Linked DNA regions of Homo sapiens: region 1 is linked to region 2. A link is a loop called in an ENCODE intact Hi-C map of the cell type or tissue named here. Cell type or tissue: gastrocnemius medialis. All regions are shown on one strand.

Evidence for each region. Peaks named below come from ENCODE experiments on the same cell type or tissue, not always from the same donor. Only the 100,000 strongest peaks of a DNase experiment are listed, where the experiment ranks them.
Region 1: it touches region 2 in a loop (9-fold over the local background); 10 of 110 quality-filtered maps call a loop at or near these places.

What each region holds. Positions count from the first base shown.
Region 1 is chr2:166,695,980-166,703,979 of GRCh38, forward strand. No RefSeq gene overlaps it. Among named protein-coding and RNA genes, the nearest start is that of XIRP2, 190 kb to the right of the region's middle. In gastrocnemius medialis, a CTCF peak has its summit at 4,281 (motif pointing right); no DNase peak of the experiment used is centred here.
Region 2 is chr2:167,208,479-167,216,478 of GRCh38, forward strand. It overlaps XIRP2 (xin actin binding repeat containing 2), which reads left to right. Exons shown (of 11, transcript NM_152381.6): 4 at 2,257-2,417. Among named protein-coding and RNA genes, the nearest start is that of XIRP2-AS1, 72 kb to the left of the region's middle. In gastrocnemius medialis, a CTCF peak has its summit at 3,765 (motif pointing left); a DNase peak (open chromatin) is centred at 3,767; H3K4me3 peaks cover 584 bases; H3K27ac peaks cover 5,871 bases.

The sequences.
Region 1 (8,000 bases), 510 kb before region 2:
GATGTGGATAACATTTTGCCCAACATCGCAGGGTGTGTACACCCCCCGCTGTGATATTGTTCCTAATATCTAAAAGTAGCGAGGGTGATATTACTCCTACTATCGCAAGGGTTGTACACCTCCCTTATGATAATGTTCTTAATATATAGGCGGGAAGACAACAATATTACTGTCCATATCACAGGGGTGGACAACACCCCTCTGATATTGTTTTTAATATTCAGTGGGGGAGAGGATGACATTAATTCCAATATCACAGGCGACTCACCCCCGTGGTATTGTTCCTAATATCCAGGGGAAGAGAGAATGATATGACTTACAATATGGCAGGGGGTGTACACCACCTCCATGATATTGTTCCTAATATCCAGGGGGGAAGAGTATGATATTACTACCAGTATCACAGGGGGTATACACATATACAGGGAAGGAGAGGATGATATTACTCCCAATATTGTAGGGGGTGTACATACTCCCCTGTGATATTGTTTCTAATATTTAGGTGGGGAGAGGATAATATTACTCCCAATATCGCAGAGGGTGTACACCCTTCCTGGGATATTTTTCCTAATATCAAGTGGGGGAGAAGATGATATTACTCCCAATATCGCAGGGGGTGTACACCCCCCTGTTATTTTGTTTTTAATATCCAGGTTGGGAGAGGATGATATTACTCCCGAAATCGTAGGGATTGTAGACCCATCCTGTGATATTGTTCCGAATATCAAGAGAAAGAGGATGGTATTACTCCCAACAGAGTAAGCTGTGTACACACCCCCTGTGATATTGTTCCTAATATACATGAGGGGAGAGGGTGATATGGCTCTCAGTAGCTCAGGGGATGTACACCACTGCTGTTTTATTATTCCTTGTATTCCAGGGCTGGAGAAAATAATATTACTCCCAATATTACAGAGAGTGTATACCACCCTTGTGATATTGTTCCTCATATCCAGGGGTTAGAGGATGATGTTGCTCAAAATATCGCAGTGGGTGTACACCCCCACTGTGGTATTGTTTCTAATATCCAATGGGGGAGAGGATGATATTACTGTCAATATGGCAGGGGGTGTACACCGCTTCTGTGATATTGTTCCTAATATTTCATGGTCGAGAGGATGATATTACTTCCAATATCACAGGGCGTGTATGCCCCCCTCGTGATATTGTTCCTAATATCCTGGGGGGGGAGACCATGATATTACTGGCAATATGCAAGTGGTGTGCACCTCCCCCTGATATTGGTCCTAATATCCAGCAAGGGAGAAAATAATACTACTCTCAATATGGCAGGGGGTGTACACTTCCCATGCGATATTGTTCCTAATATCCACGGTGGGAAAGGATGATATTACTCCCAATGTCGCAGCGGGTGTACAACTCCCCTGTAATATTGTTTCTAATATTTAAGTGGGGAGAGGATGATATTACTCCCAGAATCTCAGGGGGTGTAAACCGCCCCTATTATATTGCTCTCAATATCCATGGGGGGAGAGCATGATATTACTCCCAATATCGCAGGTGGTGTATAACCCTCTTGTTATATTGTTCCTAATATCCAGGTTGAAAGAGGATGATATCACTCAAAAAATCACAGGGAGTGTACACCCCTGCCTGTGATATTGTTCCTAATACCCCGGGAAAGAGGGGATGATATTACTCCCAAAAGCGCAGGACGTGTACACCACCTTTGTGATATTGTTCCTAATATCCATGGGGGGAGAGGGTGACATTACTCCCAATAGCGCAGAAGGTGTACACCCTCTCTGTGATATTGTTCCTAATTGTCAGGGGGCAAAAGTATGATATTACTCCCAATATCACAGGGGGTATACAACCCCACATGACATTGTTCCTAATGTCCAGCGGGGGAGTGGATGTTATTAATATGCATAATCGTAGGAAGCGTACACCATCCCCTGTGAAATTGTTGCTAATATCCAGCAGGGAAGAGAATGATATTACTCCCAATATTCCAGTGGTGTACACCCCACCTGTGATATTGTTTCTTATATCCATGGGGGAAAAGGATGATATCACTACCAATATCGAAGCGGGTGTACACTCCCTCTGTGATATCCGGGTTGGGAGAGGATGATATTACTCCCAATATCAGAGGTGATAAACACCCTCCTTGTGATACTGTTTTTAATATCCAGGGGGTGAGACAATGATATTACTCCCAATATTGCAGGTGGTGTACACCCCTCCCCACCCCGTGATATTGTTCCTCATATTCAGGGGACGAGAGGATATATTACTCCCAATACCGCAGGGGATACGGGGAATAATATCACCCCCCTCTCCCTCCCTGGATATTATGATCCACGATGGACACACGGTGTTTTTATATGCTAGCTCATCCAAAAAAGTACACAAGAACTTAATTTGAATGTGTGTAGATGATGTGTTTAATTTTGTTTTGAATTTTTCTTTCACAATAGAGTAGATTTTCAACAAATCCTAGTGTTCTTTTTACAAAGAAGATCTATATTTCAGGGTTTTGCAGTCTCTTCAAGACTAGTTTATTTTTACATAAACGAAAGACCCCCAAAATGTGAGCTTTAAGGATCAAAGATTCTCTAAATTGAGTGGCTCAGTTGAACTGTAGATGGCTCTGGATTATAGCTTAGAGAGACCTTTGTTCCCAAAGCAACAAAAGGCCTTTCGTATTTATTAGAGTTATTTGGTAAAGTGCAAAAGAATAATATAATTAATATTAATTACCAAACCTGACCTTATATATGTTCACTTTATGATTTTACACACACACACACACACACACACACACACACACACACACCATAGACAAAAGAACAAAAGTCTTTAAGTATTAATAATTCAACTTATTTTCCATATTGGATATTTTGTATTGGTGAAAATAAAATTAATTATATAGGATTGCCATTTAATTGAAAAAATATGAACCTTGAACTCACTTTGGTTTGGAAACTCTGTTCTGTTTTTACATTTTTGGTATGATTTAAGGCAAAGAGCCTACATTTTCTGAGCATGTATTTCTTGTCTGTAAAATGGAAGTGATAATCACGACCTATTAGTGTAGTCATGAGGAATAAGTAAAATCACAAATGTAAAGCATTGAGTCCTCTATTTGATATATAGGAACTGCTCAATAAACGGTAATTATATCAATGGGGTGATTTAATAATGTTTTCTTTCATTATTATCCTCTCCTAGGGAAAGCAATCTTGAACCTTGGGACAGCAATCTTGAACGTTGTTCCTGTTACAATCACACTTTTAAGGTTACACAGACAGCACACAAACAGCTGCTTCGTGCCTGTAATATCAGTTCCAACCCACTGGGCTTTTCAAAGAAATTGCTTTTATAAGCTAAACATGAGAGAAATAAATTTTCCCATCTTGATAACTCTGTTGGGGGTCTTATGACTTTGCTTCTTTTTTGTATTATACCATTTAGAATATTAAGGTCACTAAAAATCACTTCTTTTAGAGATACTATGACTTTCTATAACTGAATATTCCATTCTTCATGTAAAAATGAGTTGTAATAAAAGCTTTATTCTAATCATTTCAGTAGCACTGAGTATAGGGAAGTTCATCTAATGATATTTTATAATTATGATTCTCTAGGAAAAACATTCTGTACTACAACAAAACCATAAAGCTGGAAGTATTTTACCCTGTATATATGTGGGATATCAAAAAACTGTTGGCTATGTGACAAAACCTTATATGATGCCGCAAAGATTATAAACAACTTATTTCTAACAATTTTCCTGCAAGTTGTGCCTAAAAATAAACACATGAGTACATTTTGGAAATGTTAGAAGTATATAATATCTGCCCTATTTTATAACATGTTTCCAGAATTTAATAATATTAGGACAGAGGGAGAAATGTGCTGGAGGAGAGAAAGTGGGAGGTAATTTTTAAATATTTGCTCTAATATGTAAGAGACATGTTCATTGCCACCTTAATACTAATCAGTATACAAAAGGCAGCAGAACTGCAATGCACACTTGCAAACTATTGCAAACTTGAGCAATATTTCAGCAAAATAAATTTAGTTATTAAATACAAATACAGAATTACTAAATCAGATATAGACTTTTGTACAAGTGTGAGCTTGCACTAAAGGAAGAATAAAATGTTTTGTTTTATATTTCCTTTTTAAAAAATTTAGGTTTTTACTGTTTACTTTTAATATCAGACTCTGTATAAACTTATTTTATCCTTATAGCTGGAATTAAAGACCCAACTAGTGAGTTCACTATTAAATATTTTCCTATGACACCAGCAGAGGACAGCAGAACATAGACATTAATGCTAACCCTTAAACCTATTTTCTTTTATGTCAAGAGCAAAGTTGGAAAATGGCATACAATCTGATTTCGCTTAAGTGGGATGTATGTAGCAGATGACAGTTCTTTTTACAGGATGTTTATGATTAAATAGAAATAGTCTTGGAATCTCAAAAGACTAGATAACTCTGTCAATACAAACTGAGCAGCCGCCACTACCTTATTTTATGTTCTTTGAATTTATAAATGAAAAGGTCACTCAAGTTGTTTTTCAATGAATGTATGGCCTATTGAGTAAATAATCTATGATTTAAATTGACTAGATTAAGAAAGGTAGGAGAGAAAGACAGACATGAGAGTTGTGAATAGAGCAATATAAGCCTTGCCTTTTTTTTAAGGGCTTCTCTGCTCTTACTCAATGTCCTATGCCTTCATCTTTCTGCCTCTCGCAGACATTAACCAATGTAATATCCATCATTCTGCCTTTCTAGAAAAGTTAAATTGGGACAATCCCAACACATTCTAGAATTCTTCAGGTGAAGATGTATGACTTTGCTCCTTAAGAACAAAAGAATCAATCAGTTAAGTATAATCAGCAAACTTTGTAGTATTGTTTTAATGGAAAAAGAAGTTCATTAACACATTGATTATTTTGTGTTATAAGCAATTTACTAGCTATTTCTCCCTCTCTAACTGAGATAATATGTTCATTATCTGAAGGAATTTTATTTACTATTTAAAATAAGTATTGAAAAAGCTAATGGCCATAGGGAATGAAACTATTTTCTCCTGTTATTGGTATCAACAGGGACATCTAGTTTTTAGAGCTGAGAAGAAAGTGAAAATATACCTAGGTGTATTCTCTTCTTTTAATCCACTCATCAAACCACTGAGGGTAACAAAAAGTATGGTTATAATTATTTTGCGAATGGAGACTTTCTTTTAAGCTCTTCAGCTCGTGGGAAGTCCTCATGTCTGCTGGGGAATTTTGGAGACAAAGAACTACAGGATGTTTTTCTCTTCAACAATAGTTTCTATTAACCTGATGTTTGGCACAGAGGGCTGTAATTATGATCCCACTGATATCAGCCACCCATCAAAAATAAAGGAAAGATCTTTTGGCTCAAGCAACAAAAGGCTGAAGACGGAGGTTTTTGTACCTGATGATGTAACTGTGCAAGAATTGTGAGAAAGTATGTTGATATTGTGCTGTCCTCCTAGCTGTCTATTTGTGATGTTACTCAACTCAGCAATACCTAGTAAGTATGTACTATGGTCCTAGTAATGCATTAGGGATTTCAGGTATACAGGCATTAGACAAGTCACCTGCCCTTCAGAAGCCTTGTGGAGAGGAGGTTTCCACTGACAAAAATACAATTTAAATGCTAACTTGAAGTGACTCCTGTCAGAAAGGAAGTGTGATTTAGACATTAAATGATTCTGCTTGATGCCTAGAAGAGGAAAGAAAATTCCTCAGGCATAGAAACACATAAGATAGTATTCTACCTTGTCGCCTGTTGTAATTTACATATCTTAAGCTGGTTAAATACAAATACTCATCACTTTATACACATTCTGGCATTCTGATGAGTAGGCTCTTCTACTTTTCTCATTTTGTAAATAAGGCAATCAGAATGTTTTCAGATTAAGTGATTAGTCTAGGGCCAAAAGTGTTAAGAGTTAGGAACAGTGTTTGAATATATACTCTTTGAACTTTTTGTGTCTTGTTGAGCACAGAGTTATGGGAACCACTTCACAAACCTTCAATAATTACTATAGTAGTGGTTTTATTAAATATCCACTAAGATAAAAAATTATTTCTGCTAATTTAAAAAATCTTTCCTATTTAGGATGAGATGTTAGAGAACACCCAGAGAATAACAAAAGCAGACTAGGTTCTCCATGAACTACAACCATGCTGAAATAACACGAAGTAAGTAACTATCAAATTTGAAACTGAATGATTCCAAGCAACGCATCTTTGCAGTAAGTATTCATCATCAATGCTAAAACTATATCAGTGCTGCCAGTTTTTACCCTGTGAATCTGGAAGCTTTTCCAGGACAGACATAATGCCTTATAAAACCCTTAGTACCCTATACAATGTGATTATCTGCTAATAGGAAAGGGTTAACTTATCTAACTGATCATCTACAGGCTGGCCTCCCAGAAAAGGAGCTGGCCTCCTTGCAAAATTCCATGAAACTGGCTACGGCTGGTGCTTAGGGCAATTAACCAAGGTCAAGGGCTGTTACTTCACCACATATGATTGGTAATGTGCTTAATTTCTCCTCTACCTGCCACAATATAAAACTGCAACCACAAAATTAGGACCCAACCCCTGATCCCCCCATAGCTGAGCTGGCAGGACAGAACTAGAGCCAAAATTCTGTCACTTCATAGTGATATTGTAGCATGGTCCTTGAGCAAAGTGGGAGAGGGGTCATTGATTTTTCTTTCTTTTTTTTTTTATTATTATACTTTAAGTTTTAGGGTACATGTGCACAATGTGCAAGTTAGTTACATATGTATACATGTGCCATGCTGGTGCGCTGCACCCACTAACTCATCATCTAGCATTAGGTATATCTCCCAATGCTATCCGACCCCCCTCCCCCTACCCCACAACAGTCCCCAGAGTGGGATGTTCTCCTTCCTGTATCCATGTGTTCTCATTGTTCATTTCCCACCTATGAGTGAGAATATGCAGTGTTTGGTTTTTTGTTCTTGTGATAGTTTACTGAGAAAGATGATTTCCAATTTCATCCATGTCCCTACAAAGGACATGAACTCATCATTTTTTATGGCTGCATAGTATTCCATGGTGTATATGTGCCACATTTTCTTAATCCAATCTATCATTGTTGGACATTTGGGTTGGTTCCAAGTCTTTGCTATTGTGAATAGTGCCGCAATAAACATACGTGTGCATGTGTCTTTATAGCAGCATGATTTATAGTCCTTTGGGTATATACCCAGTAATGGGATGGCTGGGTCAAATGGTATTTCTAGTTCTAGATCCCTGAGGAATGGCCACACTGACTTCCACAATGGTTGAACTAGTTTCCAGTCCCACCAACAGTGTAAAAGTGTTCCTATTTCTCCACATCCTCTCCAGCACCTGTTGTTTCCTGACTTTTTAATGATTGCCATTCTAACTGGTGTGAGATGGTATCTCATTGTGGTTTTGATTTGCATTTCTCTGATGGCCAGTGATGATGAGCATTTTTTCATGTGTTTTTTGGCTGCATAAATGTCTTCTTTTGAGAAGTGTCTGTTCATTTCCTTCACCCACTTTTTGATGGGGTTCTTTGTTTTTTTCTTGTAAATTTGTTGGAGTTCATTGTAGATTCTGGATATTAGCCCTTTGTCAGATGAGTAGGTTGTGAAAATTTTCTCCCATTTTGTAGGTTGCCTGTTCACTCTGATGGTAGTTTCTTTTGCCGTGCAGAAGCTCTTTAGTTTAATTAGATCCCATTTGTCAATTTTGGCTTTTGTTGCCATTGCTTTTGGTGTTTTGGACATGAAGTCCTTGCCCATGCCTATGTCCTGAATGGTAATGCCTAGGTTTTCTTCTAGGGTTTTTATGGTTTTAGGTCTAAAATTGAAGTCTTTAATCCATCTTGAATTGATTTTTGTATAAGGTGTAAGGAAGGGATCCAGTTTCAGCTTTCTACATATGGCTAGCCAGTTTTCCCAGCACCATTTATTAAAT
Region 2 (8,000 bases):
TTGTATTTTTTAGTAGAGACGGGGTTTCACCGTGTTAGCCAGGATGGTCTGGATCTCCTGACCTCGTGATCTGCCCGTCTCGGCCTCCCAGAGTGCTGGGATTACAGGTGTGAGCCACCGCGCCCGGCTGAGAGTCTTTTCTATGATGGCCATGAGCAATGGAATCCAAATCAGGCCACTGATTTCTTTTTGACAAATAATATTGGGCATTTTGTCATTAAAAAATGATAAAAATCAAATATTTGAAAGCTAAATACTATTTGTAAATTTTAACCAAAAAAAAGCCTGAACTTCTATTAAGATTACCAAAAGAATGGCATCTTTTATGGATAACACACAAAATAAAATTTATATTTTAATGTAGAAAAACTTTAGAGTGTTATGTTCAATAAAATCTATATGACATTCATTCACATCAAAGTAAGAACAGCACAGCTGAATGTACACTGAATTCATCTGTGCAGATAGAGAAGCCACAGGGAAAAATAAAGAGCTTTTCCTCAGCATGTGAAAGTCTTTCAGTGATTTGTGGGAATCTCTTTTTATCAGAATCAAGTGGAGGAGTCTTTTGTATGGCTATGAGGTTTTGGATGACAGGTGAATTTCAAAGATAGCTGGCATTTGTCATAAACATAATCAACATTGTACAATCAGCATTCATATAATACCATGTCTTATTCCTTTATACTTTGTATCTTTGTGATAGTATGTTAAGTATTTTTACTATTTTAATTACAATATATGAAAGTGTTTACTGAATAAGAAGTCTCTATGGAAAACCAAATACTCTAGGAAGGTGTCAAAATGAAAATGATTTTTTAATTTTTTCTAGGCCACAGAAATTGTTCTCAACTGCTGTTGTGTACATAAATCTTGAAGATGCTAATAGAAAAAGCAAGCAATTCAATAAGATGGTTCAACATGGGGACTCAGAGTTGAGGGAGGAGAGAGGAAGAACAGGGCACAGAGGGAACAGCTTGGCTGTCTTTTACTAGAGGTTATTTGGGCCTTGGTTGATAGTGATTAAATTATAACAACCCAAATAAGAAAGTACTACAAAGAGCCCTACCCTGTAAGTCCCAGAAACTACCAGCCCTAAGAGTGAAGGCAGGAGATGCATGAATGAGTGATGCATATACATAAACTCATATACAAAAGCACATGTATACATACCTATAACATGCCCTTGAAATGATTTTGGAATCAAAACCATCTAAGAGTGAATAGTAAACCACCAAGCAGAAGGATGACAACAAAGATCACTAGATTAAATAAGAAAAACTAGTTTTGAGATCAGTTCTGGCATACGTAAGCTAAATAGTTGTGGAGAATCACATAACAATGGAGGGTCCTTATGTTCCTTTCACATAAGGAAACATTCAGGCATACGTTTTCTTCTGCCTAAAAGGAGTTGATTAGATTGGGTTAGGTTCGATGATCTCTAAGATCATTCTGTTTCTTACAACTGCTATTCTGTGATTGTGCAATCAGTCTTTAACACTACTTCCAGATATGTAATTCCTCCTACCCTGCCTTTTTGCCAAGTAGATGGCTTCATGGGTAAATATCAGGCTCTCTGAAATGGGTGCCTGACAAAGCTGTTTCTAATGATACTATTACTTCTTTCTTATGTAATACATGCCCCTAAGAAGAAAAGAAAAAAAAATCCACAGCCTATAATATTCACAATATTTGCATATTTTAGCTGGACATATCTCCTTAAAGGTTGAGGGGTGAGGAGAGAAGAAAGGAGCAACCCTTAGACTTGTTAAAGATTTTGTCAAACCATATTCAAATCTGCCGCTTGTTAAAGGTGTGATCCTTGGAAAGTTTTTTAATAGGCGTGACTCTCATTTTCTTATATAAATTTTTAGAAATAATATTACCTACCTTACAAGATTGTTAGAAAAGTAAATTTGAAAATGCACACAGAATTTAGCATACATTCAAAACATAGTGCTTGAGGAATGTTAATTGTTATTATATATCTGTTACTAAGTTTTTCTCATCACAATAATTGCAAGAGTTGGGGGGATAAATTTTTGCTGTTTACCTAAGTTTATGCTGTTATACACACATTTTGTAACTTTGCTTGAAAGCTTGAAGGAGATGACCATGAGACATTGAAAATATTGTGAAATGCTACAGTCCATTTTACGAGATCAAGTATTTTAAATGCTTCACCATTTATAAGGTGATGCTGTTTTCTTCTTAAAGCTTAACACACATGTGTAAGCATGCTCTGTTTGCTTTCAGCGACTGCTGGCCCTAATAAGCCTGAGAGTGGATTTGCAGAAGACAGTGCTGCTCGGGGCGAGGGTGTGTCAGACCTCCACGAAGTGGTCTCCCTGAAGGAGCGGATGGCGAGGTACCAGGCAGCTGTTTCCAGGGGTGACTGCCGCAGCTTCTCTGCTAATGTAAGCTGCTCCTAATGGTTTTGCACTAGGCAATGTGCTTACTGTCTGTCCCAATTCCCTCTTTATATTTGAAATGTAAGAATACTACTGGACAGGGGGCTAAAGTAGAAAGAGCACAAAAATAGTGTGTGAAATAAATCCAGACTATCTGAATTTAAGTTTCAACTGTGCTACTTATTACTTGTGTGAATCTGAACTACTATTTTTATTTATTTTTTATTTTTTTTGAGACAGAGTCTTGCTCTGTCATCCAGGCTGGAGTGCAATGGCACGATCTCGGCACCCTCCACCTCCTGGGTTCAAGTGATTCTCTTGCCTCAGCCTCCCGAGTAGCTGGGATTACAGAGCATGCCACCATGCTCTGCTAATTTTTGTATTTTTAGTAGAGACAGGATTTCACCATGTTGGCCAGGATGGTATCGATCTCTTGACCTCGTGATCCGCCCGCATCAGCCTCCCAAAGTGCTGGGATTACAGGCATGAGCCACTGTGCCCAGCCCTGAACTACTATCTTAACTTCTCTCTGAGCTTCAGTTTCCTTGACTGAAAAATGGGAATCATCATTTATCACACAGAGTCTTGGTGAGGAATCAAAGAGACAATTTATGTGTAAGCCATAAGGCGCTGTATAAATGTGTTATTATTATCATCATTAGCACTTAACCTGTAGATATTCTCCTCAGGAAGGTCGGGAATTAATTTCAAATTTTAATAACATGGGTTTGCACGCCACCCTCCTTGGTCTCATATATGGTTCATTGAAATTCACTGGCAGTATAATTTCTTTGGCTTTTCTCGTTTCTCTGTATGCACTAAATCCATTAGGAAAGGTTTAATCAACATAAAAATGAGAGAGATTAGCAATGTAGACACTCTGCTAAACCAATTATGATTATAGGAAACTGCAGGATTCAGTAAGACCACCAATTTTTAGAGCCAATGCATTATAAAGTCATATTCAAAAGAATTTTGGGGTTCTGTATTCTGTGGCCTTCAACTTAATGGAATATAAGAATGTTCTTTTATAATTATAATCTCCAAATTAGCCTAGTTGTGTATGAGAGAGGGAGACAGAGAAAGAGAGAGAGAGAAAAGCCAAAAAAGGTGGTGTATTAAAATAGCTACACTTAACATGCTTCTTTACAAATTATTTAGAGACAAGGCTGACTGTGCCAAACTCATTTAAAAAATGCAATTCTAGATGACATTTAGGTTTTCACATAGTCATTAAAATACATTTTAGACACAGCTTAGATTTGGAATAAATGTGCAGAAGTGACATAAGTATCTAGATCACTTCCAAAATAAACAGTGGCACTATAGTACCTCCTGCCAGTCTTCTTCGATGGCACCCCCTACTGGATCATTGAGGAACTTATTCGTGTTCTAAATTAGAGAAATGATTCACGAGGAAACAGTTGATTTTGAAAATGCCTAAAGACTGGTTATTTAGTAAACAATATTTGATTTAGGAAGATTGACCTTGCCAGGTACTAAGAGAATACACATTAAAAAAGTGGTATCAAGGCATGATATATATTTATGATGTGTTTAAAAAGGGAATGTTTACATTGGACACATAGGGAAATTAAATGATCCCATTATTTAATACAAAATCAAAAACTTTAGGGCTAATCTCAAAATGTCTACATATAAAGAATTTAGTAATCTTCTCTTCCCTGCAAATTTTATAGACAAGAAAAGCAAGAGAAAGTTACTTATAGATTATAAAATTAGGTAGTGAGGAGGCCAAGCTAGATTCCTAGTCTCTTGACTCTTGTGCTCTTCTAACTGAATTCAACTTCTTCCTCTTCCCTAAATGAGAAAGTATTTTTGGCCCCCAAAATACATATTATAGTATATGGTTTGGCCCTAAGCAAATATTGTGAGAAAGAAGAGCACATATATTATCTCAGCAGAATCCTGGTAAATATCTAAAGCAAAGCAAAATAATTGTTTATTTAATCATGTGCATGAAATGCTTGTTCAAGCCACCCCCCCACCCCCCCACCCCTCTGCACACACACACACACACACCAAAAAAAATCATGAAAACTGCCTGTGACTAAATCTGTATCTCCACAATTAACCCAAAATTTTAAGTGCAAAATCTGAAAGTCACAGAATCAGACCCAAACTGAATCTACTATATCTCAATCATATTTACACATGTAAAGACAATATATTTTCCTTGTCTCAGAGTCAATCAGATGGCATTTGGTTGTATCTAAATGAAAGTTATGCCCATGAAACAGTGGTGGTCTATAGAAGCCCCCTAAAAGAGAGGGAGAAGTAACACTTGTTGAGCAATGAATTAAAATGCCAGATTCATTTTCAAGTCTGTGCAATTTTATTCCCTTTACCTTTTTTAATACTCACAATAAATCTGTGAGAAAAATATTTCTATGCCCAGTTTATAAGAAAGAAAACCAAGTTCAAGAGCTGTAGCCCAAGGTTTTAATTGTCAGGGCTGGAATTAGAAGCACTGTCTGTCCAACTCCCAAAATTATGTTATTTCTGTTATGCCCTATAAACCAAGAACAGTTTTTTTGTAAAAAGAACTTGAGGACTGTGTAATATATTTACCTAGATTTAACTGTTAGGTGTTCAAATTAGCATATTATTATCAGCACACCCATTAGATTCCAAACCTTATTGCTGAGCCAAATAATAAGAAACACAGAATAATAATAAACATAAAAAGTTTCAACACAAAGCAATTTCAGTTATGGGGTCAATGATAACAACATTCATTAGTTGGGATATTTAGAGCATGACACTAAATAAGGTAAAGTCACAGGAACGGTCCCCACCTGAGCAAGGAAGCATTACTCCCGGTTATGACCACAGACTGCTTCTTGGGCAGGTCCTGCCATCTCACATGTGTAAACTTTCATCTACCCGCAAGTGGAACAAGGAAACCTTAGCACCGCCACTGAACCATATTTCAGAAGATTTGTCTCACTTGGGTGAATGAGCAGCTGCAGTAGCGTAATGATAGTACCAGGGGTAGCAGGAATGGTATTAGTACTACTATTAAAAATAATCCGCGGTGGCTCACCCCTGTAATCCTAGCACTTTGGGAGGCTGAGGTGGGTGGATCACCTGAGGTCAGCAGTTCAAGACCAGTCTGGCCAACATGATGAAACTCCATGTCTACTAAAATACAAAATAGAAAGGAAGGAAGGAAGAAAGAAAGAAGGAAGGAAGGAAGGAAGGAAGGAAGGAAGGAAGGAAGGAAGCAAAGAGAAAGAGAAAGAAGGAAAGAAAGAGAAAGAAGGAAGGAAGGAAGGAAAGAGAGAGAGAAAGAGAGGGAGGGAGGGAGGGAGGGAGGAAGGAAGGAAGGAAGGAAGGAAGGAAGGAAAGAGAGAGAGAGAAAGAGAGGGAGGGAGGGAGGGAGGGAGGAAGGAAGGAAGGAAGGAAGGAAGGAAGATAGCCAAGCATGATGGCGGGTGCCAGTAATCCCAGCTACTCAGGAGGCTCAGACGGGAGAATCACTTGAACCCAGGAAACAGTGGTTGCAGTGAGCCGAGATCGTGCTGCTGCACTCCAGCCCGGACGGCTGAGTGAGACTCCATCTCAAAAAAAAAAAAAAAAAAAATCAACTGTATGAATTTTTGCATGTGTAATGTAGTCTGTTTCTAAAGCGCAGGAAAGTAATGGGTATATCTGTTTTGTTTTGTTCTTTTGAGACGGAGTCTTGCTCTGCTGCTCAGGCTGGAGTGCAGTGGCACAATCTCGGCTCACTGCAACCTCTGCCTCCTCAGTTCAGGCAAATCTCCTGCCTCAGCCTCCCAAATAGCTGGAATTACAGGCATGTGCCACCATGCCCGGCTAATTTTTGTATTTTTTTAGTAGAGACGGGGTTTCCCCATGTTGGCCAGGCTGGTCTCGAACTCCTGACCTTGTGATCCACCCACCTTGACCTCCCAAAGTGCTAGGATTACAGGCATGAGACACCACACCAGGCTGGTATATCTGTTTTTTAATCCATTTTATAGATGAGAGGCAACCTGTCCAGTATAAGAATTGATCTTTTTGTGAAAATGCATTTACCAGGAGAGCATCCGGTCATAAGCATAATACTAAGGCTTGCCAGATTAATTTGCACATGATTGGGACATCAGAATAGTTGTTTGAAACAGCAAGGTTCTTCTTAATAATTACCTTAATGTCTATAATTTGATACTTATAGATTATCTATATATAATTTATCCAGGAAAGCCACTTATATAAATTAAATGGCAGAAGGGGTAAAATAAATATTGTGGCCTTAATTCACCCTTCCCCTTTTTCACTGTATCTTAAATTTCAAAAGGGGTGCTGTACATTTTTCTGACCTTAACATATATCAACTAGAAGTAATTGATTAAGATTTGCATTTAAAGTTTGTTGCAGAATTTGATACAATATATACCTAGTTCATAGAAGAGCACAATCATCTCTTCTCAAAGGGCCACCACACATATTTTGAAATATTTGATAGTCCACATAAATGAGGAAACGTTATTAACTTAGTAAAGCAACAACTTGAGTACTTGCTAGTAATTTAGATAATCCTAATATTAGTCTATAATATTCTGGAGTATGGGAAACCCAAACCCCAAGATAGGCACTACATTTTTAATATCTATTTGAAAGACTACTTATTTGGTTAAAGATCCAGGACCCCCAAAGTCCCCAGTCCATGGTATAGAAACCTCTCAGCTCCTGGGTCCCCAGTTACTTTCAAGGTCTTAAGGCTTTGAGGGTTATGTCAGGACTGGGTCAGACCTCAGGAGACCTGCTCTGATTTGAAGTATTGCCAAGTCTTCCAGTTGCAAGCAGACCTAGAATCTTCCGGGAGGAGGGAAGGCTGGCATGGGGCCTGTTTCCTTGAGAATTATCCCATCTGGGCTTGAGTGCCTGCTGGGCTCTGGAATGTGCTGAATCATCAAAACCAATGCACCTGAGCTACTTCTGCACTTCCCGAAGGGGCATAGGTCTCACAGGACTACTCAGGTGCTTTTCAAATTGCTTCCAATGATACCTATCAAAATTAGTTTTCTATGGAACAGAACAGAGCCCTCAGAAATAACGCCGCATACCTACAACTATCTGATCTTTGACAAACCTGAGAAAAACAAGCAATGGGGAAAGGATTCCCTATTTAATAAATGGTGCTGGGAAAACTGGCTAGCCATATGTAGAAAGCTGAAACTGGATCCCTTCCTTACACCTTATACAAAAATCAATTCAAGATGGATTAAAGATTTAAACGTTAGACCTAAAACCATAAAAACCCTAGAAGAAAACCTAGGCATTACCATTCAGGACATAGGCGTGGGCAAGGACTTCATGTCCAAAACACCAAAAGCAATGGCAACAAAAGCCAAAATTGACAAATGGGATCTAATTAAACTAAAGAGCTTCTGCACAGCAAAAGAAACTACCATCAGAGTGAACAGGCAACCTACAACATGGGAGAAAATTTTCGCAACCTACTCATCTGACAAAGGGCTAATATCCAGAATCTACAATGAACTCAAACAAATTTACAAGAAAAAAACAAACAACCCCATCAAAAAGTGGGCGAAGGACATG